Linked DNA regions of Homo sapiens: regions 2 and 3 are each linked to region 1. Evidence: read pairs that join two places in POLR2A ChIA-PET (ENCODE). Cell type or tissue: GM12878. All regions are shown on one strand. Each heading gives the region's core, and the rest is flanking DNA. Links, peaks and the distances in the headings are about the cores only. Region 1 overlaps IRF5 (interferon regulatory factor 5). Region 2 overlaps TNPO3 (transportin 3). Region 3 overlaps TNPO3 (transportin 3).

Region 1 (6,010 bases), core at 1,011-6,010:
GTCACGAAAAGTGATGTGGACGTATGTTGGAAAGGAAAGCTGATCCTGATATTGGGTGAAAAAAATCCAGGCTATAAATCAAGATATTCACTTGATTCCAATTTTGCATTCCATATACACACATGTGCAAAAAAACTAAAATGTAAGCAAAAACTATTATGCGAGGTACATCCTAGCATTAAGATTATTGGAGAGAGCACAGTGGCTTGCGCCTGTGATACCAGCTACTCAGGAGGCTGAGGTGGGAGGATCACTTGAGCCCATGAGCTTGAGACCAGCCTGGGCAACAAAGTGAGACCTCATCTTTACAAATATCAAAATCAAAAAATTAGGCTGGGCACGGTGGCTCACGCCTGTAATCCCAGCACTTTGGGAGGCCAAGGCAGGTGGATCATGAGGTCAGGAGTTCAAGACCAGCCTGGCCAACAGGGTGAAACCCTGTCTTTACCAAAAATACAAAAAAAAAAAAAAAAAAAAAAAAAAAAAAAAAAATTAGCCGGGCATGGTGGCAGGTGCCTGTAATCCTAGCTACTCGGGAGGCTGAGGCAGGAGAATTGCTTGAACCCAGGTGGCAGAGGTTGCAGTGAGCTGAGATTGTGCCATTGCACTCCAGCTAGGGTGAAAAAGCAAGACTCCATCTCAAAAAAAAAAAAAAAAATTAGCTGGGCATGGTGGCATGCACCTGTAGTCACGGCTACTCAGGAAGCTGAGACTGGAGGATCACTTGAGCTGAGTTGGAGGTTGTGCTATGACTGCACCACTGCTCACCAATGGTGCAACACTAGGCAACAGAGCAACAACTCATCTCAAAAAAAAAAAAAAAGAGTATATATGTACAGTTGTAGTACATCAATTAAAAAAAAAGATTGGGCCGGGCATGGTGGCTCACACCTGTAATCCCAGCACTCTGGGAGGCTGAGGTGGGTGGATTGCTTGAGTCCAGGAGTTCAAGACCAGCCTGGGCAACATGGCAAAGTCTCTACTAAAAGTACAAAAAATTAGCCAGTTGTGGTGGCAGGCACCTGTAATCCCAGCTACTCAAGGAGGTTGAGATGGGAGACTCACCTGAGCCTGGGAGGTCGAGGCTGCAGTGAGCTGAGATCAAGCCACTGCACTCCAGCCTGGGTGACAGAGTGAGACCCTGTCTCAAAAAAAAAAAAAAAAAAAAAAAAAAAATTGGAATCTGGTCAACAGTGTGAGGCCCTGTCTCTAAAAAAAATTAGAAAATTTAAACAATTGAAAGATTGATGATGTATCTGAATCTTATATTAAAAATAGTTTGTTCCCAACACAAAGAAATGACAAATGTTTGAGATTATGGATATGCTAAGTACCTGATCTGATCACTGTGCTTATCAAATCACCACTGTGTACCCCATAAATATATACTAATTTAAAAATAAAATTTTTAGAAAGATGATGATCGTTGGCTTCCTTTAGCATATGCGTGCACTGAACAAGTCCTCATGAGTAATAGGAGTGAGACGAGCAAAGGGTGAGTAGGACGAGTTATGGGAAGGCCTTCTGGGGACCCTCAGTCCCCACGATGCTCTAGGGTGCAGGTTAGAAAAGATGTGCCCTAGGCCAGGCGTGGTGGCTCATGCCTGTAATCCCAGCTACTCAGGAGGCTGAGGCAGGAGAATTGCTTGAACCCAGGAGGCAGAGGTTGCAGTGAGCTGAGATCGTGCCACTGCACTCCAGCCTGGGCTACAGAGCGAGACTCTGTCTTAAAAAAAAAAAAAAAGGAAAAAGGTGTACCCTGTGTCTACGTCTGCATCCCCTTAGTCCGGGCCCGGCATCAGCAGCAGCATGGTAGCTGGGCGGGTGGCCAGCCTCGAGGAGCTGCCTGTGTGCGTTATGTGCGCTCCTCTTCTGGGGACAGGGTGCCCTGGAGGTCCAGCCAACCTCCTCCCCGGGGCTTACCTTGAAGATGGTGTTATCTCCGTCCTGGCTGGGACCATGCCTTGTGGCATGCCTCCAGGGGATGCAGAATAATTTCTTTTCCCCGTTGACCCATTGAAGCCCTGGGTACTGGCAGCTGTTCACCTGGGCCACCAGCCAGGGCTTCAGCCGCACGCGGCGGGGTGGGGTGGGAGCCACTGGGATGGACTGGTTCATGGCAGAGGGGTCTGCAGGAGAAAGCCAGAGGGGAGCCTCAGCAGGTCTGCAGGTGGATGGGGACAGGGTACTCAGAGGTCAAGCTATGGACCACAAAGGATGGTCTCTCCAGTCCATCTAGGTATTTAAGGCCAATTCTCTTTTCCAAGCATCAGCTTTCTTGTCTAGTGTCATGGAATTTTGTGTTTGGAGGAAGGGAAGGAGAGTTACGAGTTAGTGAATGCTGCGGGCGCGGCCCCAGGTGCCCTTTACCGGGCAGAGGCATCCATTCTCCAACTGCTAACAGCAGCAAGCAGCCCGTTGGCCAGAGAACCGCCTTCCACTACTCACACCACAGGTTAGGCCCACCCCTTGCTCTTGGGGGGCAGCCCACAGCCAGTGACTGCCTGACACCAAAAGCCCGGCTGTCTTGTCTCAAGCTGGCTACCTGGGACAGCGAGCGCTCTGTGGGATCAGCCCGAAGACAGCCTCCTGCTCAGTCTACACCCCTAGTTCGATTCTTCCCTGCCCAAGTTTTCTCACCCTCCATCCCCTGAGAGTTCCCTCCGGAGATGCCCTCAACAAGAATCTCATCTGGAGCTCCCAAGGACACCTGCCCTCAGAGGAAAGCAGTTTCTCAATATCTTTAGAGAAATCCCATCAACCAACTCAACCCACCTCCAATGACAGCAGGCACCAAACAGATGTTACCTCTCTAGGGCCATTCATCTAGGTTCTTGGTCCTCCCCCTTCTCCTCCCACTGGACACGCATTCGGGTAGCACTTAGGAAGGCCCTAACGCCTGCCGGAGCCTGTTAGGAAGGCTACAGGAAACAGAAGCCACAGCTCTAACTGCTACCTACCCAGGGGCACGAGCCCCGCCTCCCAGGCCACAGCTTCACTGCCTCCCTGGAGTCAGGCCAGAGGGACCCTGCCTCCTCCCCTTCACCTGCCCAACTCCCTCTCCAGCCCAGAACCGGAAACTCTCCACAGTCCTGAGTCCCCTTCTGTCCCTCTCCTCCCCTTACCCATGCCCTTGGCCCTTCACTTGAGACCCCTGGGTGGAAGACAGAAAGGACTGGGTCATTACACAGCACAGCCCATCAGAAGTGAATGTGTCGGTCAGCAAGTAAGGAGCAAACGTTCGAGCTGAACTCCCTGTGTCTGGGCCTGCTTTGGCCTTGCAGCATGGAGCCTCAGTTTCCCCTGAAATTCCCTGCCCAGTACCTTTTGGGGTTGCACCTGCCTAGTGCCGCCTCTGAGCTGCTACTGTCTCACATTGCAGGCCTCCCTCAGAGCCCAGCTCTGCTGCCACCAACCCAGGAGAGGTAAGGCCGGCCCTTGCCTGGCCCAGGGGCTGGGACGGGGAGGTGTTCAGAACGCTCCAGCCCTGCCCTGGCCTCAGAACACGCGGGCTCAGTTCCGCTTTCTGCCCCAGCCTCCACCCGGCCCCAGGGGAAACGAAAGTGGCTAGACCGGGACAACTCAGAAACCAGACTCACTGTGGGCTGAGGGAGGGAGCCGAGTGGGTCCCCCAGACCAAATTTCCAACCTCCCACCCAGAGCTGTTCCCCGCACCCCAAACTTGCAGACAGTTTTTGTGCATTTAGTGTGGTTTATAACATGGGTGTGCACCCACCCATAGTTGTATCTGTAGACCCCTGAGAGGCCTTGGCCCTAGAATAGAGGGGTGCCAGTCACCAGCGGCACACAATTCTGGCCGAGCAAGGGTGGACAGAGGAAGCTCTGTCTGCACAGAATCGGGGAGAGCTTCCCTAATGACCCCCTGGGCTGAGGCCGTGCAGGCGCTGGTGCCGTTGGGGAGCTCAGAGGGTCCGGCTGCCTGCCCCCTACTGTCAGTCCAGCAGTCTGGCCCTGCCCAACACGGCTGTTTAATACAGAGCAAGGTTTTGAAATGATAACTCCGACCTCAGTGTCAGAGGGCCGCGTCCATACAGGCAGCTTAGGGAGGGGTGTGGAGGAGGAGCTCCCGTGACAAGCCCGGCTGTGATGAGCGAGAGTCTGTCCACCATGCCACAGAAGGGACTCAGCCTCAAGGCTTTTGCCTGCAGCTAGGTCCACACGAGCTCTAACCCGAACAGCATCCATCCTCCTAGAAGCTCCCTTCTGCCCAGAAAAGGGCTAGGTCTAATTCAGACCACCCCAATCAAGGCCCATGACTTTGGAAGTTCGGTGTCAGAACAGGTCTGCCTGCCAGGCTCCGGAGTCTCTGGGTGAAATGTATGGAGCCCTAGACCTAAGTCAATGGACCTGAGCCCCGGAAGGTGGGGAAATCCAACAGCCTGAGGAAGTCCCTACAATTGTGTGAGGCAGCGAAGCATCCAGTGGGCAGCCCTAGAGGACCTGCTGAGGTGGGGTAAGCCCACAGCTCACCCCAGGGCCATGCTGGAGTCCCAGGAGACAGTGCCCCCACCACCACCCAGGAGCTGCAATTCATGGGCACCAGGGACCCACTAGGGGAGGAAGTGCCACAGCAGTCCTAGTAAGAGTGGCCAGACAGCAGGCGCCCTGCTGCTCCCAGGGTTGGTCTGGGTCACATGTCTCCTTGCAAACCCACACCCAGCTCAGGGAGAGGACAAGGGGTTCCCTGTACAGGCCCTGACCCCCAAATCCCACCCCTCCGGGTCAGCTGCCCACACCCTGGGCCCTGCTGCCCACCTGGTCCAGACAGGCTGAGGCTCTGGGGCAAAAGGTGCCCAGAAAGAAGCTTCTTTCAGCTTCCTCCCAGGGTCAGGGTAGGGGAAGACCAGGGTACAGGGGAAAAACCCCAAAGTAGGGCCTTTAGATAAAAAGGGGTGATTTCCCAGTGCTTCCCTTGACTCTTGGAACCCCTCAGCCCCAGCACCCCAGGCCCCATAACTACTGGGGGTGGGGGCAGGAAGGGGAGGTCTTGCCAGAGGGCCTCCTGAGGGGCTACAGTTTCCTACATCGATACAGCCGAGCCCTCTCTGGTTCTGGTCACTTATCCCCATTCTGGGCCCTCGAGGAGCCCAGGCCCAGCCCAGTCCTCCGCCCCTGCTCCCCCCTCCCCTCCGCCCCCACCCCTCCCGCGTGCTCCGCTGGGGCACACCCCCTGGGCCAGCCCGCGGAGCCACCCCCACCTCCAGAGTCGGCCTCTGGACCTCTCCTCCTGCTGCTGGAGGAGCAGCACCCCGGTCCTCGCCCTGCTGTGTTCAGCGTGGCCGCGAGGCTGGGAAAGTCCCCCACTCCAGCCTCTGCTCCCAGGTACCCGCTCCCGCCCCTCCCGGGGTCCGGAGACAACCATCTCCCCACGCATCCCGGCCATGCTAGCCTCACTTTTCCTCCACGTTTAGCCTCTTCATTGTTGCCTTCTTAAGTTCTGGGACAGGACCTGAGGAAACCAGCCCAGGAACTATTGCGCCCCATCCTTTTCCGCTGCTCGGGGGACGAGAGTCTGCCATTCCCGGCCGCGAGCCCAGGGACGCAGCCTCTACCTGACACCATCTTCCCCCAAACTCTTGCACAGTTCCTGCCATTGGCCTGAAGATCCCGGGGGATGAACGCTTTAACCTCAACCTCTTTTCCGAAAGGGTGAGGGTGGCCCGGTAAGAGCAAGGGCGAGTGCATCGAAAGTAAGGATCGGGCCTCGCTCCTCTGTGGTCCAAGCCAGCCTCCAGCGGGGCTCCCGGGAACCCCCATTCTGGGCGATGGCGAGGGGGAGGGAGAGCAGCAGAGCCGGCGCCCCCCGCAGCGCTGCCCACTCCGCCGCCTGGGTCACTGGGCTCCCCGGGCGCCAGCACCCCAAACCGATCGGGGCGTGGGAGGCGCTTTGGAAGTCCCAGGCCGGCCGGGCGCACCCTGCTGTAGGCACCCACCCGAGCTCGCTTTCCAGGCGCAGCTGGACGCGGACCCCGCCCTACTCCAGTCTTCA
Region 2 (7,370 bases), core at 1,309-6,308, 77 kb before region 1:
TCATCTCTATTATACTTGTTCTATATTATTTTGTTTTTTTTCATAGCAGTTTTTCCTCAATTGGGGTCTCTTCCTGACTGTTTGGTTTCAAGGTTTTATAAAGGCTAAACTGTTGGCATCCCCTTCACACTTATACTTACTGGCTATTGGATTGGGTCAAACCTCCTCCTTTTTCTTTCTCTTTTTTTTTTTTTTTTGAGACGGAGTCTCACTCAGCCACCCAGGCTGGAGTGCAGTGGTGCGATCTCGGCTCACTGCAACCACCGTCTCCCGGGTTCAAGTGATTCTGCCGTCTCAGCCTCCCGAGTAGCTGGGATTACAGGCACCCGCCAACATGCCCAGCTAATTTTTGTATTTTAGTAGAGACGGGGTTTCACCATATTGGCCCGACTGGTCTTGAACTCCTGACTTCAGGTGATCTGCCTGCCTTAGCCTCCCAAAGTGCTGGGATTACAGGCGTGAGCCACCGCGCCCGGCCAAACCTCCTCCATTTTCAACTGCCATCCTCAGATTGGCTCCTTGTACTTTCCAGTGAATCTCTGTTGGTTCTTGGTGTTTCTCTGTTCTTAGGTCCAGTAGACACCCTGTTGTTTGCCTCTGCTTCCACATTTACTGAGACTAAAACCACACAGGTCTTACAGATGTCACTGGTTTGTCTCCTTCCACTTATATTTTGGGGTTCTTGTAGATACCCTTGGAGATAACTAGACAACACCTAGTTTTGTTGCTATCTAATGCTCTGTTTTTTTTGAGGGATTTGTGGAGATTGTATAAAGCTTCATAGAATCTTTTTGCTATTTAAAAATATATCAGCTAGGCATGGTAGCTCACGCCTGGAATCCCAGCACTTTGGGAGGCCAAGGCAGGAGGATCACTTGAGTTTAGGAGTTCAAGACCAGCCTGGGCAACATGGCGAAACCCCATCTCTACAAAAAAATACAAAAATTAGCCGGGTGTGGTAGCAGACACCTGTAGTTCCAACTACTAGGGGGCTGAGGCAGGAGGATCTCTTGAGCTCAGGAGGTTGAGGCTGCAATGAGCTGAGATCGTGCCATTGCACTCCAGCCTGGGTGACAGAGCGAGACCCTGTCTCAAAAAATAAAATAAAAAGATATTAACATGAGCAAAGTAAAGATATTCTGATGGTCTATTAAATCATAGGTGTGCTTGGGTTACTGGTTAATCAATGGCTAAAATCTTTGGAAGATTTTTTTACTTGAGAAAGGAAAATTGGTGCTATTAGTACTACATTAATTAATTAAACATTTGTTGAATACATTTAAGACACGATGTTTGGACTAAAAAGTACAAAAATTAGTAAAATATACTATATCTGTAAAGAAGTTAACACCTCATGCTTACTTTGCACCCCTTATTTCATTGAAAGCTAAGGTTGGGGTTTTTTGGTGGGGGGCGGGAGGGGTGGTTTTTTTAAAAACAGGGTCTTACTCTGTTGCTTGGGCTCAAGTGATCCTCTCGCCTCAGCATCCCAAGTAGCTGGGATCACAGGTGCATGCCACCATGCCCAGCTAATTTTTTATTTTTTATTTTTTAAGTTTTTTTAGGGTCTCACTCTCACCCAGGCTGGAGTGTGGTGGTGTAATCTCGGCTCACTGCAACCTCTGCCTCCTGAGTTCAAGCTATTTTCCTGTCTCAGCCTCCCAAGTAGCTAGGATTGCAGGTGAGTGCCACTACACCCGCCTAATTTTTTTGTATTTTTAGTACAGACCGGGTTTCACCATGTTGGCCAGGCTGGTCTTGAACTCCTGACCTTAGGTGATCTGCCCGCCTCTGTCTCCCAAAGTGCTGAGATTACAGGTGTGAGTGACTGTGCTGGGCCCCAGCTAATTTTTAAATTTTTTTGTAGAGGCACGGGGGTCTTGCCATGTTGCCCAGGCCAGTGTCAAACTTCTGGGCTCAAACAATCCTCCTGCTTTGGCCTCCCAAAGTGCTGGGATTATAGGTATGAGCCACACGCCCAGCCTAAAGCTAAGTTTTATGTCAGTAAATCTGTAATTAGGAAATTCAGGGTCTTTATTTTCCATTTACTTTAGGAACTTGTACAAGCCATTTATTCTACCTGTTTCTATATCTTAACTTGCTTCGTATCAATCTTTGGAAAGATCTTGAAGGATACACAAGGATTATGTATTACTTGTGAAGAGCTCTGTCTTCATAAGAAATTGACCCCTTCTCTTTACAATAGACACTATTCCTAAATTGAGGTTGAAATTTTTTTCAGTCCATTATTGCCAGTCCATGTTAGTCTTCTTCCAGAGGCTGTTGAGTGTAGAATTGGATTAGAATTAATCTAATTAATTAGTTGTCTACAATCTACTGCACGATATTGTTTCCAAAGTTGTCTTCAAAATATGACTCCCCTTTATAATTGTGACTGGCTACTAGAGAGCAGATTTTATACTTTGGTTCTTTTTATTATGTCTATAGATAAGTTTATTTTTCCATTGAAAATGATTTCAGTAACATGTGTAGCACTTTGCCAAGTAGTAATACATCAGAAAATAATTGAAGGGGCCAGGCACGGTGGCTCATGCCTGTAATCCCAGCATTTTGGGAGGCCGAGGCAGGGGGATCACCTGAGGTCAGGAGTTCAAGATCAGTCTGGCCAACATGGTGAAACCTCGCCTCTACTAAAAATACAAATATTAGCTGGGTGTGGTGGTGCACACCTGTTATCCTAGCTAATCAGAAGACTGAGGCAGGAGAATTGCTTGAACCTGGGAGGCAGAGGTTGCAGTGAGCCTAGATTGTGCCACTGCACTCCAGCCTGGGTGACAGAGTGAGACTCTGTCTCCAAAAAAAGAAAGAAAATAATTGAAGGATGTGAAATATTTACTTGAGCCAACATAGTTTTTCTGCTATTTTGTCGGGAACTAATAATTGAAATGTAGGGCTACTGAGACCAATATGAAGTATATTCTCATATTTATAGATATATTAAAACAGCTTCTGGATTCAATTCTTAGAGTGAACAAAGCTTTATTTTAAGCAAGAAAAGAGAAGAAACATGCAGCCATAGATTAGGATTGGAAATTATACAGTGACATTTTAGTTTAGTGGAGACTTTTGGGACATTTTTCTTCATACTCTTGACACCCACACAGTCATTCAAATCAACAAGATTGTATCTACTAATTTAACTGATAGCTCTCATGCCTTCCTAGAATGAGTCAGATTTTAGGTAATTATTTTGTTGAACAGGGCCTATAACAATGTATATTGAACTGTTGGCTGAATTACTGGGTAATTTAGCTTGTCAGATTTTTCTTTCTTTATACTTTGGGCTAAATATGTTTATATAAGTATTGAGGTTATGTCATTAAAATTAGAAAAGTAGTCTTCTTTAAGACATCTTTGTCTAATACGCTTTCAGGTTCATGCATGGGAGATCTCAGACCAGTTGTTACAGATCCGGCAGGATGTGGAGTCATGCTATTTTGCTGCACAGACCATGAAAATGAAGATTCAGACCTCATTTTATGAGCTCCCCACAGACTCTCATGCCTCTTTACGGGACTCATTGCTAACCCATATCCAGAACTTGAAAGACTTGTCACCTGTTATTGTAACGCAGGTAAATCCTGTGCTTCTCATTAGAGAAATTTGTATGGCCATTTGGATTTATCAGGATTGTTTTAATTCGTATTGCTAGGCCATGTGAGGTAATGTTAACTTCATTACAGATGTACTGCTATGTTCTTGTAAGTGGATAGAAAACGAAATTGTTAATCTTTTGTATTAATCTTGGAGTTCATTTGGTTTCAAACTAACTTGATACCAGAAGTGGATAAGGTGAGTATGTGTTTTCACAGGCATGCTAGGTCAGAGGTTTAGGTAGTTGCCTTTTAAGAAATCCTTTCAGGGCTGATTGGCTTTAGTAAAGGTCTCATGAATGAAACGTTGAACTAGAGCATCTGTCCTTTCCCCCTTGGACAGGGAAATACATTAGATAGGAAAACTGGAAACTTCTGTGAGTACGTACTCACATGTGTTCTCTGCCTGGCATAGAAGTGCCCTTAAAGAGGAGGCTTTTCTTAAGTCTTCAAGATGACAAATGCAAAGAGAAGGGAAATGGCAATCCATTACTTGAGAACTGAGTCAAAGGTCTGACTTTATTAGTAGCTTTGACCTTTGGCATAGTATAATTTATATGTCTGTGAAGTTCTGTGGTATTGCCAAATAAAAGTAAATATTGATATATTTTGAGGAATGTCTATAGTCTGTTGTTTCTGACTTCTTTTCTTTTCTTTTTTTTTAGTTTTTAAAGGTTAACTCTTAAATTTCAGCAATTTGTAGCTAACCCAAAAAAGTTTACATCAGATGTATAGAATTGGAGGTTGGGAGAAATGGGGGAAGGGGGTTAGTCTTAGTTGTCATATTGTTTGGAAGAAATGTTTCTTTGCTTCCCAATTAATATTTATTGTGACCCTATTTCTGTTCATCTGTCTTCATTTATTTAATCTCTCTTATTCAGCTGGCTTTAGCAATAGCAGATCTTGCCCTACAGATGCCTTCCTGGAAGGGATGTGTGCAAACACTGGTGGAAAAGTAAGTAATTTGTATTGACTCTATATTAGCATTTGGAATTGCCATTAACCTACACAGAGAAATTTGTTAGCAATAGCTAGATATTTGACTATTTCCCTGAACTCTTAACATAGAATTATGTTATTAACCTTTGTTAGATTAAATGAAACTTATCTAAAATTTTAAATACTACTGAAATATATTGTGTGGGATGTAAAAGACTAGTGATTTATGTAACACACACTTCTTGAATTAATTGCAGCAAAGTCTTTTATTGCCTTGTGGATCACTCTCACTAACTGGCATGACAGCCATTTTGTAAAAATATAGAATTTAAGATTATATTAAATGGGAGGTTGTTATGAATATGTGTTCTTACTAATTGGAGTTTGTTTCACGTTTATCAGAGGGGCAATATTCTTTTTAGACACACAGAGCTTGCTACTTTGAAACAAGTATTCCTTCTGGGTCCTGGCAAGATAACCTTGATATTTGCTTGCATTTGGTTGGGAAGTTATTTTTGAACAAAGTAGAATTACTTTTTACCTCCAATATAGTGTGTCATTAAAGCATTTTACGGATAACTTATTATTTATTTTATTTTATTTTGAGATGGAGTCTCGCTCTTGTTGCCCAGGCTGGAGTTCAACGGTGCGATCTTGGCTCACTGCAACCTCCACCTCCTGGGTTCAGGTGATTCTCCTGTCTCAGCCTCCCAGGCGGCTGAGATTACAGGCATGTGCTACTACGCCTGGCTAATTTTTATATTTTCAGTAGAGGCGGGGTTTGGCCAGGCTGGTCTCAAACTCCTGACCTCAAGTGATCTGCCCACCTCGGCCTCCCAAAGTGCTGGGATTACAGGCGTGAGCCACCTCATCCAGCTTGGATAACTTTTTTAAAAATTATTTTTATTTTTTTGGAGACACAGTCTTGCTGTTTCACCCAGGCTGGAGTGCAGTGGCACAGTCATGGCTCACTACAACCTCAGCCTCGACTTCCCGGGCTCAAGTGATCCTCCCACCTCAGCCTCCTGAGTGGATAGCTTATTTTTTAAATAAAATTTTTATTGGGGAAATTGATACATGCTCCTTGAAAAAATTCTAACAGTATGGAAACCTTCAAAGTGCAAAATGAACCCCGTCCTCTCTCCCTATCCTTATATTTTATTTTTGAAACAGGGTCTCACTCTGTCACCCAGGCTGAAGTGCAGTGGTGTGATCATGGTTCACTGGAACCTGCAACTCTTGGGCTCATGAGATCCTTCTGCCTCAGTCTCCCGAGTAGCTGGGATTACAGATGCATACCACCATGCCTGGCTGATTAAAAAATTTTGAATGTAGAAACGGTCTCCCTGTGATGCCCAGGCTGGTCTCGAACTTGTGGACTCGTGATCCTCCTGCCTTGGCCTCCCAAAGTGCTGGGATCATAAGCATGAGCCACCACAACTGGCCCTTAACCCTGTATTTTATAAGCAACCACTATTAACAATTGGCTATGTAGAGTTTCCTTTATGCATTTTAAAATAAATAAGTGCATATATATTTTAATGTACATATACCTATATATTTGTTCACCCATATTCAATATGTTTCATACATGTTTTTCACTTACTACATTATGGACTTTTTTTCATGTTAGGACATATAGATATCATGTTCATTATAATGGCTATGTTTCATTGAATAACTGTGTCCTTTTTTTAATCTTAACTAATTATGGAGGACATTTATGTTTGTATCTTTTTTCTCCCCCTTAACAGTGGTGGGAATGTTGCTTTTGTTGTTGTGAGTTACTCTGATGGCTGTTATCTTATGTGATTGTGTATTTTCTGGCTATAAATAACATATCTCCACTTTTTTCTTTTGCAGATACAGCAATGATGTGACTTCTTTGCCTTTTTTGCTGGAGATCCTTACAGTGTTACCTGAAGAAGTACATAGTCGTTCCTTACGAATTGGAGCTAATCGGCGCACAGAAATTATAGAAGATTTGGCCTTCTACTCTAGTACAGTAGTATCTCTATTGGTGAGTAAGTTTGAAATACTAAGTTGCTGCATAAAGGCAGAAAGCCATGGCGGTTATTTTGTAATCAATTGCATTATTGTGAAATAGCTTTCTTTGCAAAATTTAATGATGATGCTTTGGTATTTATGTAACACCTTACCATGACAACATACTTTCAGAAACTATGCTTTTTAAGTTTCTGTATAATCCTCTAAAGGTGACGTTATCTCTTTTATGAATGAAAAATGGACTTTAGAGTTACACAACTGTTAATTCAGAATTGGAACTAAGGCCATCTCATTATTTATCTTGTGCTCTTCTACTGCTTAATGCTCCAAACTGTTGGCTGTTAATAAAGGATCATGCAAAGGGAAGTGTGTATAAATCTACTTTACTAAGAAAGGATCCTTTCTTTTTTTTTCTAATTGATACATGATAGTTGTACATATTTATGGGGTTACATGTATTACTTTTATTTTTTGAAGCAGGGTCTCTGTCTCCTAGGCTGTAGTGCAGTGGCATGATCTCAGCTTACTGCACCCTCCTCCTCCTGGGCTCAAGTGATCCTCTCACCTCAGCCTCCTGAGTAGCTGGGACTACAGGTGTGCGCCACCATGCCCAGCTAAATTTTTTATTTTTTGTAGAGATGGTGTCTCTCCATGTTGCCTAGGCTGGCCTCGAACTCCTGACCTCAAGTGATCCACCTGCCTTGGCCTCCCGAAGTGCTGGGATTACAGGCGTGAGCCACTGTGCCCAGTGACATGTATTATTTTTGTCCAAGTATGTAATATGTGATGATCAGATCAAATCAGGTGATG
Region 3 (7,370 bases), core at 1,480-6,479, 68 kb before region 1:
TTTTTGTATATTATGAGAGATAAAAGAAAGGATTGTCTCTTAAAGATGAACTGAAAGGTGATAGAAGATTTTACTTGACCTTTGAGGAGTATCGCATTATGGATGAGCTAATACACATTTTTTAAAAAATTAGATGTGATTAAGCTCCTTTCAGTTAGTTGACATTTTTAATACTCTAGAGCAGGAGTGTGTAAATCTATAGTTTATGGGTTGGCTGCCTCTTTTTGTAAATAAAGCTTTGTTGGAACACAGTTATGCCCATTTGGTTATATTTTGTCCATTATTTTGGTCTACATCAGCATAATTGAGTATTTTTCAGAGACCATATGGCTTGCAAAGTGTAGACGGTTTATCTGGTTCTTTATAGAAAATGTTTACTGGTTCCTAAAGTAGATGCTAATAAATTGATTAGCCCATATCTCATTTTTAAGTCTTTATAGTCCAGCTTAATTTTCTCAATAATGTGGATACAGGTTGAATATCCCTTACTGAAAGGCTTGGGACCAGAAGGGTTTAGGGTAGGGTAAAAAAAGTAGTATTTAGGATTTCTGAGTTTTTAAAATTTTGGAATATTTGCATTATACTTTGTGGTTCAGCATTCCTAATCTGAAATGCTCCAGTGAGCATTCCCTTTGAGCGTTATGTTGGCACTCAAAAAGTTTTGGATTTTGGAGCATTTTGGAGTTTTGGATTAGGGATACTTAACCTGTAGTAAATTATTTTTCAGAGATGTGTTTCAGTATAGCAAGTTCATAGATCTTTTAGTTTGAAAAAAAATTAAAATTCTATTAAAAATTGTGTTCAGTTTTGTATTAGAAATTCATTGGAGGGCTGGGTGCAGTGGCTCACCCCTGTAATCCCAGCACTTTGGGAGGCTGAGGCGGGTGGATTACTTGAGGTCAGGAGTTTGAGACCAGCCTGGCCAACATAGTGAAACCCTGTCTGTACTAAAAATACAAAAATTAGCCAGGTATGGTGGTGCACTCCTGTAGTCCCAGCTAGTCGGGAGGCTGAGGCAGGAGAATCTCTTGAACCTGGGAGGCGGAGGTTGCAGTGAGCCAAGATTGCACCACTGCACTCCAGTCTGGGCAACAGAGGGAGACTCCATCTCAAAAAAAAAAAAAAAAAAAAGAAAGAAAAAGAAAAAAGAAATTCATTGAAAAATAATTCTTTTAAGTTAAATATATGTTTTTCACTTAGCCATTTATTTTAAAGAAATAGTTTTATGGAAAATTAGAAAATATGTACAGCAAATTTCACTCAAACCATCTGGAGATCATACAGTTAACCCTTTAATACATATCCTCTATGAACATATTTATGGATATATATACAGATTTTTTAAGCCCAAATGAAGTTATACTTTACTTATTCTTCTGCATCTTGCTTTTTCAGTCATCTGCTTACCTTTTCAAGTTAGTAAGTTTTCATATCATCTGATAAACCCAGACCATATTCACATTTCACCAGTTGGTCCTAAGATATTCTTTACAGGCTGGGCGTGGTGGCTCATGCCTGTAATCCCAGCACTTTGGGAGGCCAAGGCTGGCAGATCACAAGGTCAGGAGCTCGAGACCATCCTGGCCAACATGGTGAAACCCCGTCTCTACTAAAAACACAAAAATTAGCTGGGCGTGGTGGCATGCAGCTGTAGTCCCAGCTACTCGGGAGGCCAAGGCAGGAGAATTGCTTGAACCCGGGAGGCAGAGGTTGCAGTGGGCCGAGATGGCACCACTGCACTCCAGCCTGAGCGACAGAGTGAGACTCCATCTCAACAAAAAGAAAAAACAAAAAAAGATACTTTTTACAAAGAATATCCAATCTGTAACTATGCCTTGTATCAGGTTCTTAGTCACAGTCCCACATTCTGTTCCTTGTTTAAAATAACATGACTTGTTGAAGAGATTGTACCAGTCATTTTATAGAATTATCTTACCTTTATGATTTTCTGATTGCCTCTCCTTCGTTTCCTTTAGCATGTTTTTCTTTTCTCTGTATTTCCTCTAATTGGAAGTTGTATCTAAAACAGCCCTTCTCAGTAGGGGTTCCTCAAGAGAATTAAGCCTAAAGCTATTCGTTATATGTAATGAATTCTTTCCTCTACATTAATAATGGTTCTAGCTATATACCGCCCTTAGGATAATTAAGAAGATGGGCACTCAGATAATTTTCTGAAGGGCTTAATTCTATACAATTTTTTTTTTTTGTAGATATAGAGCTTCTCTATGGTCTCAAACCTGGTCTCAAGTGATCCTCTCTCCTTGGCCTCCCTTAATGATGAGATTACAAACGTGAACCACCACACCCAACCTATAGGATATAATTCTTTCCTAGAATCCTGATTGAGAAAAACTGAGAGGCTTAGAGGATTAGTTTTTTAAAGTTAAATATTTTGGGCTAGAATATATCATAGGTACTTGATGCTATGTCTTAGTATATATACAGCGTTCAGTTGACCTTCTATTAGTGATGCTAGGGTTGACCACTGGATTAAGATGAAAGTCTGTTCCTTCCATTTTTAAAGTTCACTTTCCTCCTTTGTAATATAATGTAGTTTGTGTGATGGTAGCTTGTTAGTTTATGAATGTTCAATTCCCTATCAGACTTTAGCCTAATTGTTTTACATTCCAGTAGATAATCCCTACCTTAATCAATAATTTCATTATGGGCCAGGCAATGTGGTTTATGCTTATAATTCCAGCACGTTGGAAGGCTGAGGTGGGACGGTTGCTTGATGTCAGGCATTCAAGACCAGCCTGGGCAACATAGCAAGAGCCTGTCTCAAAAAAAAAATAATACATTAACCAAGCATGTTGGCATGCACCTGTAGTCCCAGCTACTCAAGAGGCTGAGGCAGGAAGGATCACTTGACCCCAGGAGTTCAAGGTGGCAGTGAGCCACGATTGTGCCAGTGCACTCCAGTCTGGGCAACAGAACAAGACTGTCTCTAAAAATAATAATAATTTCATCATGGGTTGCAAAATGATATTTGACTATTTCTGTTATTTCTTGTACATATAAGTTGGCATTCTTATGAGCTCCTACTAGAAAGGTAGGATAAATCTTAATTCTTTTCAAAATGAGGATTTATTTTAAAGCTGCCTTGAATTTTTTTTTTTCTGGCTTTGTCTTTTTGAAGTATGATGGACTCATGTTCATTTAGGTCCAACCAGGTGTCTCCTTTCCAAGTTTCAGAATCCCATTCTTTACCAGTCAGTTTCCTAACTTTCACATGAGAAGTGTGGAGGGACTGTAAATTCACCTGTTGTTTGTAATTCAGCAAGTCACACAACTAAGTTTGGTATACGAGTTTCAGCAGTACTAACTTTGTAGCTACAAAAAGTAAGAGCTGCTTTTAGACTGGGCGTGAAAGCTGTGGTGCTCAGACTGTGGCCTGAGGTGAGAGTTAATGGACTTGAATTTGTCATTTTCTTTTTGTAAGCACTTGTGAATTTAAAATAATCCCATCCACATGTATTTTGTGTCATGGTTACTGCCACAGCAGTCAACTACAGCAGCCACTTGGGCATTCAAGGCACGTGCCTGACTTAGCACATCATGACAATCAATCACAGGTGATATTTTGAGGAACTGTGATGCAGTCTGAAAAATATATTTCCTGTGGTGCTTAAAAATGTCTCTAATTTTGTCATGTAGCTTGTCATGTTATAGAACCCAGGGGATGAAATTAGTCCAAAATGGCCAAGAAAAAAATAGGCATGTGGCTGTAATGCCAGGTTCCAAACCCCTCTTAAGACCTTTTCTCATTTAGTTTCCTGCACACTCTCCTTTAATGATTACATTCTGTCCTATTTCTTGTTAGTATTATACTTTTGTGGTCTGTCCTAATGGACCCATTCCTAAACATGGTGTTGAACTTTTTGAAGTTTTAAACGTGTTTCTGCTTGCTCTCATAGCTAAACTGAACCTGTGCTTCTAACATTTTTGTCTCTTCACTTTCTATTTTGTTAATCTAAGATCTCAATTCTTATTTATCCCTGCTATCTTTTTACTGGTGAGCTCTTCTGGACTCTGTGGCATTTATCTTGAAGCTTTTGAGGACTTTAAGAGGCAGATTTTTAACATAGCATAGCTCTCAAAGAGGAACAGAAGATAACTGTTAGTTCTGATGTTTTAGAATGTATGTTTGATTTAATTTGCAGAATTTCATCTTTTCAAAGAGATTAGTTTTAGAAACAGGTTTTTTTCAGAATTTGGTCTTTCAGTTTGAGTCAATAGTTAGAATGTACAAGCAAATCCTTCCACTTGTACACATCATGTCTTATTAAAATTGAAATATCATTCAGGAAGTCTAAAGGCCAAGTGATTATGTAATGAGTTTATATCAACAGCATCAAAGATTCAATTGAGAGTTTGAGACAGGTTGAGGGGGAGAGAGAATGAGTATCAGCTCTTAAAGAGAAATCTCTCAGTGGCTCCAGTTCATGTTAAGGGAACTTAGTTACTCCGTTCATTTTGCTACTTTCAGCCTTGAACCGTATTAAATTAAGTGCTCCTGTGCATTTATTAGTTTACGTATTACATATTTAAATATATTGCATATATTAGTGTCATAGTCTTTTCTAAAAATTCTGGCCATTTTAGTGCCTGGCATCCCTGAATATTTTCTTTCTGAGTTTCAGGGGAACAAAGAAAGTCTTGAGTAAAAAATATCTAGAAGAACTTAATGGGGCCAGAACCATATTTGTGACATTTTCTTATCTCATCTAGTGTGTTTTCTGGTGACTTTTAAAGTGTTGTTTTATTTTTTAATTTTTTTGTAGAGACAGGGTCTTAACTTTGTTGCTCAGATTAGTCTAGAACTCCTGGGCTCAAGCGATCCTCCCACCTCAGCCTCCCAAAGTGCTGGGATTACAGGTGTGAGCCACTGCACGCAGGCTCTGATGACTTTTTACAAATACTTTCCCCTCTAAAGCAAGGGCTCTTAGTTCTTTCCTTTCCTGCCATTCTTCCTTCTTTTTTTTTTAGACAGAGTCTTGCTCTGTCGCCCAGGCTGGAGTACCATGGCGCAATCTCAGCTCACTGCAACCTCTGCATCCCAGATTCAAGCAGTTCTCCTGCCCCAGCCTCCTGAGTAGCTGGGATTACAGGTGCGTGCCACCACACCTGGCTAATTTTTGTATTTTTAGTAGAGACGGGGTTTCACCATGTTGGTTAGGCTGGTCTCAAACTCCTGACCTTGTGATCCACCCACCTCAGCCTCTCAAAGTGCTGGGATTACAGCCGTGAGCCACCACACCCGGCCCCTGCCATTCTTCCTTCTATAAATACTTGGATATTTACTCTGTGCCTCTTGTGGCTTTAGATAGTGACAGATGTCTCAGAAGTCTATATCCTAGACATAAACTTATGTGTATACTCATAGTTACGTGGTTAATTTCTCTGCAAGTTAGCTGCAACTCCACCTTTTTCCAACAAGCATATATAATGCAATATGCACAATAAATGAAAATGAGCGGAAGTGAGTCTGCATTTAGTTAGCAATCAAGTTCTGATGTTATTCATTACAAATGATGTATACTTCAAGCTGACATGCTTAAAACTAGTAAAATAGTTGGTTCATGTGTGATAGATGATTCTGTTTCCCCATGCTGTTAATATTTCATGGCTTTCTTTGGTAATACACGAATCATTATCCAGGTAAATTAGTATATAGCTAGTTACACTGATAATAATGTATAATATTAGTAAGATAGATTATTGTTGCAGTCTGCCTAACTTTACAGGCTTTTGAAATATAGGAAGTCCTTGATATTAATCATATCTTTGTTCTATGTATGTAAGCAAGTTTGGGAGGTAGCTATCGTGTAATGGTTAAGATCATAGACTTTGAAGCCAGACTTCTTAAGTTTAAGTCCTGGCTATGCTGTTTCCTACCTGTGCCATATTGGGCGAGTTACTTGACTGTCTGCCTCAGTTTTCTCATCAGTATAATGGGGATAATAGTATCTGTTTCATATTGTGGGGATTAAATGATTTAATACATATAAAGCTCTTAAAACAGTGCCTGGTGCACAGAAAGGGCTCAGTAAATGTTGCAATGACTGGTCAGCTTATTTTTCATGTACTTTTCTTCCTCCCCCTGAAATGTAATGGCCTGGAAGAGAGAGAAGAAATAGAAAGAGTCAAGTATATTAATATACTTGGACTTCCTTTCTTCTGTCTTCTGAGAAGGAAAGGTGGTTTTTTGTTTTGTTTTGCTTTGTTTTAAAGGTAGCTTCCAGACCCGAATATCTTAAATAGCCTTCTGTGGGAATGAGCTGGTATACAGTCATTCATTAACCCCTCACTTCTCTTCATCTTAGCAACCTAGCATTCTTTGGAGCACAATAATAAAGACAGTCATCTTCAATGTAGGTTTATGTAGTAGATGAAGCTTTGAACTTGGGAAATTTTCCTGTGTAGTTTATATCTGCATTGTAACCACAAATATCACTATTTAGATCTTATTTAATAATACATTATGGGATTTCACCCCCACTCTCATGCCTCCTGAACCCCATGGAAATTATATTTCTAACTCATTGCTTGCAAGAGCTTTTTTTAAAACATTCTTTGCCTAGAAAAAGATGCATTACATTTTACTTTGGAAAAAATATATATCACAAAAACAGACTACAAGGAGAAACATTGAGTTTTAGTCTAATTCTGTTTTATCTCTTTTATAGTATTTATAGTAGTATCACTTTCTGTGGGATGACATGTTTATTATTCTATTGCCAAAGCTGAAACATTAGCTTTTCTTGTGGAAATATACAGTGGTATGCCTAGCTTACTCTAGCTTATTATCTATTCTGTATCAACCAGGTATATAAGTAAGTAAATTACTTGTAAAATAATTTTTTGGATAATGCAGAAGTGGGAACTAAGAAATTAGTAAGTTATTTCTGAAACAACTTGGGTAAGTCTGTAACCTCTCTCTACTTCAGTTTTCCCATTGAGAAAGTAGAGACAATAATAGCAGCTACCTATAAAGTTGTATTTGGGGATTGTGTTAGTCCAGTCTCATGCTGCTATAAAGAAATACTTGAGGCTGGGCTCAGTGGCTCATGCCTGTAATCCCAGCACCTTGGGAGGCCAAGGTGGGCGGATTGCCTGAGGTCAGGAGTTTGAGACCAGTCTGGCCAACATGGTGAAACCCGTGTCTACTAAAAATACAAAAAAATTAGCTGGGTATGGTGATGTGCATCTGTAATCCCAGCCACTTGGGAGGCTGAGGCAGGGGAATTGCTTGAACCAGGGAGGTGGAGGTTGCAGCGAGCCGAGATTGTGGCACTGCACTCCAGCCTGGGCAACAGAGCAATACTCCATCTCAAAAAAAAAAAAAAAAAGAAAAGAAAAGAAATACC

The links. Peaks named below come from ENCODE experiments on the same cell type or tissue, not always from the same donor. Only the 100,000 strongest peaks of a DNase experiment are listed, where the experiment ranks them.
Region 2: POLR2A ChIA-PET joins it to region 1 with 19 read pairs; 8 of 35 experiments call an interaction of 5 or more read pairs at or near these places.
Region 3: POLR2A ChIA-PET joins it to region 1 with 25 read pairs; 8 of 35 experiments call an interaction of 5 or more read pairs at or near these places.

The regions. Positions count from the first base shown.
Region 1 is chr7:128,938,190-128,944,199 of GRCh38, reverse strand. IRF5 (interferon regulatory factor 5) reads right to left here. Exons shown (of 9, transcript NM_001098629.3): 2 at 1,924-2,129. The coding sequence starts at 2,118. Among named protein-coding and RNA genes, the nearest start is that of IRF5, 3.3 kb to the right of the region's middle. RefSeq lists enhancers at 3,417-3,466, 3,577-3,806, 5,297-5,366, 5,400-5,983 and a silencer at 5,647-6,010. In GM12878, for the core only: a CTCF peak has its summit at 3,934 (motif pointing left); DNase peaks (open chromatin) are centred at 2,932, 3,509, 4,065, 4,464 and 1 weaker place; H3K4me3 peaks cover 4,116 bases; H3K27ac peaks cover 4,237 bases.
Region 2 is chr7:129,014,182-129,021,551 of GRCh38, reverse strand. It overlaps TNPO3 (transportin 3), which reads left to right. Exons shown (of 23, transcript NM_012470.4): 2 at 3,395-3,595; 3 at 4,496-4,569; 4 at 6,417-6,573. Among named protein-coding and RNA genes, the nearest start is that of TNPO3, 37 kb to the left of the region's middle. In GM12878, for the core only: no CTCF peak of the experiment used is centred there; a DNase peak (open chromatin) is centred at 3,461; H3K27ac peaks cover 3,158 bases.
Region 3 is chr7:129,005,765-129,013,134 of GRCh38, reverse strand. All of the region lies in intron 4 of TNPO3 (transportin 3), which reads left to right. Among named protein-coding and RNA genes, the nearest start is that of TNPO3, 46 kb to the left of the region's middle. In GM12878, for the core only: no CTCF peak of the experiment used is centred there; DNase peaks (open chromatin) are centred at 3,534 and 4,284; H3K4me3 peaks cover 1,001 bases; H3K27ac peaks cover 4,236 bases.